Regions from separate parts of the Homo sapiens genome. Here region 2 is linked to region 1. The links are chromatin loops, found by intact Hi-C in ENCODE. Cell type or tissue: body of pancreas. All regions are shown on one strand. Each heading gives the region's core, and the rest is flanking DNA. Links, peaks and the distances in the headings are about the cores only.

What was found. A loop is a pair of places that touch in the nucleus more often than their neighbours do. Peaks named below come from ENCODE experiments on the same cell type or tissue, not always from the same donor. Only the 100,000 strongest peaks of a DNase experiment are listed, where the experiment ranks them.
Region 2: a loop joins it to region 1, with 2.9 times the contacts of the local background. A loop is called at or near these places in 92 of 110 quality-filtered maps.

What each region holds. Positions count from the first base shown.
Region 1 is chr12:6,429,006-6,431,915 of GRCh38, forward strand. No RefSeq gene overlaps it. Among named protein-coding and RNA genes, the nearest start is that of CD27, 14 kb to the right of the region's middle. In body of pancreas, for the core only: no CTCF peak of the experiment used is centred there; a DNase peak (open chromatin) is centred at 1,716; H3K27ac peaks cover 563 bases.
Region 2 is chr12:6,539,415-6,542,324 of GRCh38, forward strand. It overlaps IFFO1 (intermediate filament family orphan 1), which reads right to left. Exons shown (of 10, transcript NM_001193457.2): 9 at 2,098-2,228; 10 at 125-1,174. The coding sequence ends at 1,069. Among named protein-coding and RNA genes, the nearest start is that of GAPDH, 6.4 kb to the left of the region's middle. RefSeq lists enhancers at 156-365, 1,146-1,295, 1,326-1,465. In body of pancreas, for the core only: no CTCF peak of the experiment used is centred there; a DNase peak (open chromatin) is centred at 1,317.

The sequences.
Region 1 (2,910 bases), core at 210-2,709:
GAGTCTCGCTCTGTCTCCCAGGCTGGAGTGCAGTGGCGTGATCTCTGCTCACTGCAAGCTCCGCCTCCTGGGTTCACGCCATTCTCCTGCCTCAGCCTCCCGAGTAGCTGGGACTACAGGCGCCCGCCACCACGCCCGGCTAATTTTTTGTATTTTTAAGAGACGGGGTTTCAGCATATTGGCCAGGCTGGTCTCCATCTCCTGACTTCGTGATCCGCCCGCCTTGGCCTCCCAAAGTGCTGGGATTACAGGCATGAGCCACCATGCCCGGCCCAAAATGTGAAATTTTTATGCATCAAAGGGCACTATTAAGAAGGTAAAAAGACAACCCACAGTATGGGATAAATTTTTTTTTTTTTTTTTCTGAGACGGAGTCTCGCTCTATCGCCCAGGCTGGAGTTCAGTTGTGCGATCTCGGCTCACTGCAAACTCTGCCTCCCGGGTTCCACACCATGCTCCTGCCTCAGCCTCCCGAGTAGCTGGGACTACAGGCGCCCGCCACAACGCCTGGCTAAATTTTTTTTTTTTTTTTTTTTAATTTTTAGTAGAGACGGGGTTTCACTGTGTTAGCCAGGATGGTCTCGATCTCCTGACCTCGTGATCTGCCCGCCTCGGCCTCCCAAAGTGCTGGAATTACAGGTGTGAGCCCCCGCCCCGGGCCAGAGAAAATATTTTCAAATCACTTATCTAGTAAGGTCTAGAATTCATAATATCAAAAAGAAAAAAAAAAAAACTCTTGCAACTCAGCAACAAAAGACACAAATAATTTAATTTAAACACGGGCAAAGGACTTGAACAGACATTTCTCCAAAGAAAATATACAAATGGCGATGAGCACATAAGAAGATTCTCAACATCATTAGTCTTAGTGAAATACAAATCAAAACCACAATAAGATACCACTTCACACCAACTAGGGTAGTTATAACTTTTTCAAAAATAGAAATGTATCTGTGATATTTGCACATCTTTGTGAATATAGTAAAAGCACTGAATTGCACATTTTTAAATGATGAAAATGATTCATTTTATCTCAGTAAAAGTCTAGCCACTGAATTGTACATTTTTAAATTATTAAAATGATTCATTTCATCTCAGTAAAAGTCAACAGGCACCAGGGATCCCTTCAGTTTGGGCTGGAGGTCAGTGCAGTTTGGGGGGTCATCAAATGCTGAAGCAGAAGGAGTTTAGGGGTCACGCAAGTCCCAGCTGCCGTGTGACAAGTGAGGTAAAGGACACACCCTCTGTGGAGGTCTGAAGTCCCCTGACATTAGTAAGGGAGGGACAGCAGAGATCTCCCCTGTCACCACGAGGCTTTTTTCAGCCCCCAGGGCAGATGGCAAGTGTATACCATGTTTGGCACCCCTGTGATTGGCAGAGGCAATGCAGGTTGGGTCTGGAGGACAAGATTGCTGTGGGGGAGAGCCAAGGGTGGACTTCAGAACACTGGTGGTGACATAAGGGTAAAAAGGCCTTGGTCACAAAAGAGGAAACACAAACAGCGCGATCATGGAAAGACGCTCAGCCTCCCCGGGAATGGGAAGAGTGCACACTGAAACAATGAGACAGCACTTTCCTCCAATGAGATGCTCAAAAACAGTTTGCTAATACGAAAGCCTGGCAGGACGTGAGGAAATATGTGCTATCATTCCACTGCTGGTGGGAGTGTGAATTGGTAGGGCCACTCTGGAGGGCAACTCGCCAGCATCTGTTAAAGTGAAAAATGTGCACACCCTGTGACTCAGCGATTCCGATGCCCCGCACTTATTCTAGAGAGACACTCCCACATGCACAGCGAAGTATGAGATGTTTATGCAACACCACTTACGATAGTGCATTGTTGGGAACAACCTAAGTATTCGGGAACCAGGAGAATGGCTAAAAAGCCTCTGCACATCCATTCTCTATTTAACGAAACGAGTAGTTCTAGAAGTATAAAATGAAATGATCTCCAAGACATATAACTGGATTAAAAGCACGAAAAGCAAATCGTAGGATACATACTGTATATCATTTATGGAAAGAACAAAACAAACACAAAAATACAACTGTGCTGGGGCCGATGGACAATTGTGCCTGGCAGGCTGAGTCATGAGGCCAGTTAACAAGCCTTTCTCTATCTGCAAAAAGAAGTACTTTAGAAAAGCAATATAAGAAGAACATGGACCAGGGGCAGTGGTTCATGCCTGTAATCTCAGCACTTTGAGAGGCTGGGGTGGAAGGATTTCTTGAGGCCAGGAATTTGAGACCAGCCTGAGAAACATAAAGAGACCCAGTCTCTACATAAAATTAAAAATCAGTCAGGCGTGGTAGTGTGCACCTCTGGTCCTAGATACTCTGGAGGCTGAGGTAGAAAGATCTCTTGAGCCCAGGAATTCGAGGCTACAGTGAGCCATGATTGTGCCACTGCACTCCAGCCTGGGTGAGTAAGCAAGGCTGTCTCTAAAACACAAAAAGAAGAAGAACATGGAACTGCCAGACTTGGGCTATTTCATTTCCCAGAGATAATTTTTTACCGAGTGGAGAGAAAATGGGTGGTTTGTTCCTTAGGCTCTATTTCTTGCTCTGTGCTAGAATTATCGCAGCTTTGTGTAAGATTTCCTTCAGCAAATATAGGTAGCCTGCGATGCCCCAAATAAGAAAGGAAAAGACAAAGTCAGATGTTACTGCTGTCGGTCATCTCAGGTATGAAAAAGAGAGGCAGGCCCCTTGCCAGGGAGAAGGAACAACCAGATGCTGTCCATGAGGCACTCTCCTACCTCTCCTAAGACAGGGGTCGCCCTTGCTCTGAAAAATTCAAGCAGAGAATCCTCAGGAGGAGTGGGGCCAAGAAATCAGAGTAAGAAATATTTGATTATTGCTTAATAACATTTTAAGTAGAAAATAAAATAATTTTTTAAAACAGGCTGG
Region 2 (2,910 bases), core at 117-2,616, 110 kb after region 1:
CACTCCAGCCTAGGCAACAGAGTATGAGACTCCATCTCAAAAAAAAAAAAAGTACCTACCTCAGAGTTCAAACTAGTGAATATTAGGAAGTGCTTGAGACAGTGACACCAAAGTGCACAATAAATACTCGCCAGTTTCATTATTATTAAAGAATCCATTTGAATGTCAGCTCAACACAGCCTCCTATACCGAGGCATTGTGAACCGCATCTCCCCAGCTTCTCCAGGCTTTTCCAAGAATCAGGGACACTGTAGCCTGTTGGTCTCAGTGTATGACAGACACGGAGGAAGCACATCTTTAGCTGATACTTAAACAGAGACCCTGAGCGCACATACACCCGCGCACACATGCATGGAGCTTCACCTTCTCTGTCATTCTGCAGTGACCAGGAGAGCAAGAGCTCCCACCTCCCTTCAAAACACTGTGCCCATCCCGGGCACTAAGGCCTCTTTAAAGCACGGCACCTCCACGAGGGAGGGCCACAGCCACATACACTCCACCTGGCAGGTGGACAGCGTGAGCACGTGGACCATAGCAGGGACAAGGTGCCCCGGCCAGCCCCAACGCCCTCTGCCGCTGACAGGGACAGAAGCCCTCTCCAGCTGCGTGTGCTGCAGAGGCCATGCGTAGCCTCCAGCTGCATTCTATTCCACTCCAGTGCCTGGGCCAGTTAGCACCAGTGTGGAAGACAGTGAGCTGGCTCCGGACAACAGGGATGGAGGAAAGGTCCCACATTCACATTCCTGATACGTGGACAAGGTGAGGGGCCGCAATCGCTCTGGCAGCATTTTAAAGATGGGGAAGTAGCAGACACCCACGCGTGAAGGCAGGAGAGCCCCAACTGTGGTGGAAATGGCCCCAGAATGGTAGGGCCAAGCCTAGCTCCAGACACCCCAGAGCCCTGGAGAAGCCAAGACTGAGGGAGAAAGCCTGAGGGAGGAGCGCCCCAGTCCCCAGGGACCGGCCTGGTGCAGAGCTGCAGCTGATGTTCCCCTCTGTGCAGCCCCACCCTCTGCCTCGCTGAGCTCCCTGCTGCGAGGGCCTCGGGTGCAAGGGGGAGGCAGGTCTCTATCTCATGGAGCTGTCAGATGAGACATCGCGATCGGAGTCCTCAGCCTCGCTTGGCGGCGGCGGCGGGTCGCTAAGCGGGACCGCAGTGAAAGCAGGAGACTTTCTAGAAAAAAACACCAGTTGTCAACCTTGGGGCAGGCAGGAATCCTGAAGACGGACGGCACTCCTCCTCCTGCTGCCTCACCCTCTGGCAGCCCGTGAGAAGTACCGGAAGCGAGGGCGGGGCCGCGGGATGGCGAGGGAGCGGCAGGGACTGAACTCTCTCCAAACCCACCCTGACAGGGAAATGGGCCCCGCCTGTGTCTTGGGAACTCAGAGGCTGAGGTCAGGCATGATGGCTCACGCCTGTAATTCCAGCACTTTGGGAGGCAGAGGCGGGTGGATCACGACGTCAGGAGTTCAAGGCAAGCCTGGCCAACATGGTGAAACCCCATCTCTACTAAAAATGCAAAAATTAGCCAGGTGTGGTGGCGGGCGCCTTGGAGGCTGAGGCAAGATAATCACTTGAACCTGGGAGGCGGAGGTTGTAGTGAGCCAAAAAAAAAAAAAAAAGAAATAGCTGAAGTCACAGTAGGAGAGAAGCTGCTGAGCCTCCAGCACCCTGACTCTAGGGCCTTGGCTTTATGTCTATCTGCAGTATTTTTGTGATTTTTAAAAATTCACTTTCTTGTTGCGGTGTAACTTACACAGGGTCAAATGCACAAATCATGGCCCTGACTTTAGATAAAAATCTGCCCCCACAACCCTTCTGTTCCTTGCCAGTTTTTAAACTGCCTCTAACCAGGGGAACCACCAGAGCTGGTGGCCTTGGGAGGTTTCAGCCCTCCCGTCATGAATGGACATAGCTCATCCAACTGCCAAGGGAGAGAGCTGTGGGTCTGGGCCAGCCCCACCAGGTAACTCCCAAAGGGCAGCCCCACAGCAAGATGTGACCCAGTCATTGCCTGAGGGTCTCTGGGGCTGTGTTCCAACCTTTCTCCCCGCTGTGTCCCCCTGGAAGGCCCCATGCCCAGGGGAGGCGCCTACCGGTCTCCAGACTGGGTGATGAGCCGGCGGCAGGTCTCCATCTGCACGTCCAGGCCGCGCTTCATGCTGCACATCTCCATGTACTCGTGCAGGTGCCGGTTCATGTCGTTCTTGGCCGTGGCCAACTCCAGCTGTGGTGGGGCAGGCAGGGCCATCGGGGTTAACAGGTGGCGTTCACAGCGCCTCTGTTGCCCCCGCCAGGAGGCCAACACGCCAAGAGCAGTGGCTGGGCCGGGGGCCCAGGCAGCCATTACTGAAGGCTCAGATTTTAAAATAAACCAGACCAAGGCAGAAGGCAGCGAATACACCATTGTTTCCTCTGCTTTTCCTGGAAATCTTTGCCTATGGAGGAATGCAAAGGTACTGCTGCAGGCTGTGTTCTTTTAAGACTGATAAGAGTGGTGAGGAAAGTCAGTGTGGGCGGGATGGAGCAGATCCACAGGCTCCCAGGGCCACACAGGTTCCTATGGGGCCCGGCTCACCCCTCATCCCCTGTACTGCGCTGGTCCTGGGCTGTCCCCTCACTGCACTGTGAGCTCCCGTAAGGGTTAGCGACAGGTTTTCCTCATCCTGGCAGACCCAGACCTCGAAGGGAATTAACTCTCTCTGTGACCCGTGGCATACAAGCCTGGCTAACTGCTGAAAGGGGCCCAATCCTCTTACCATTCTCTCCTTATCACTTTATTTTCTCACCTAAAAGCCATTTTCAGACACTAAAAGGAAGACTCCCATATTGGAGGTGCCATTGATTCTGAGACCTGTCCTGATTTCAGAAATGTCACACGTGGAAAACACGGGGCTCAGAATCAAAGA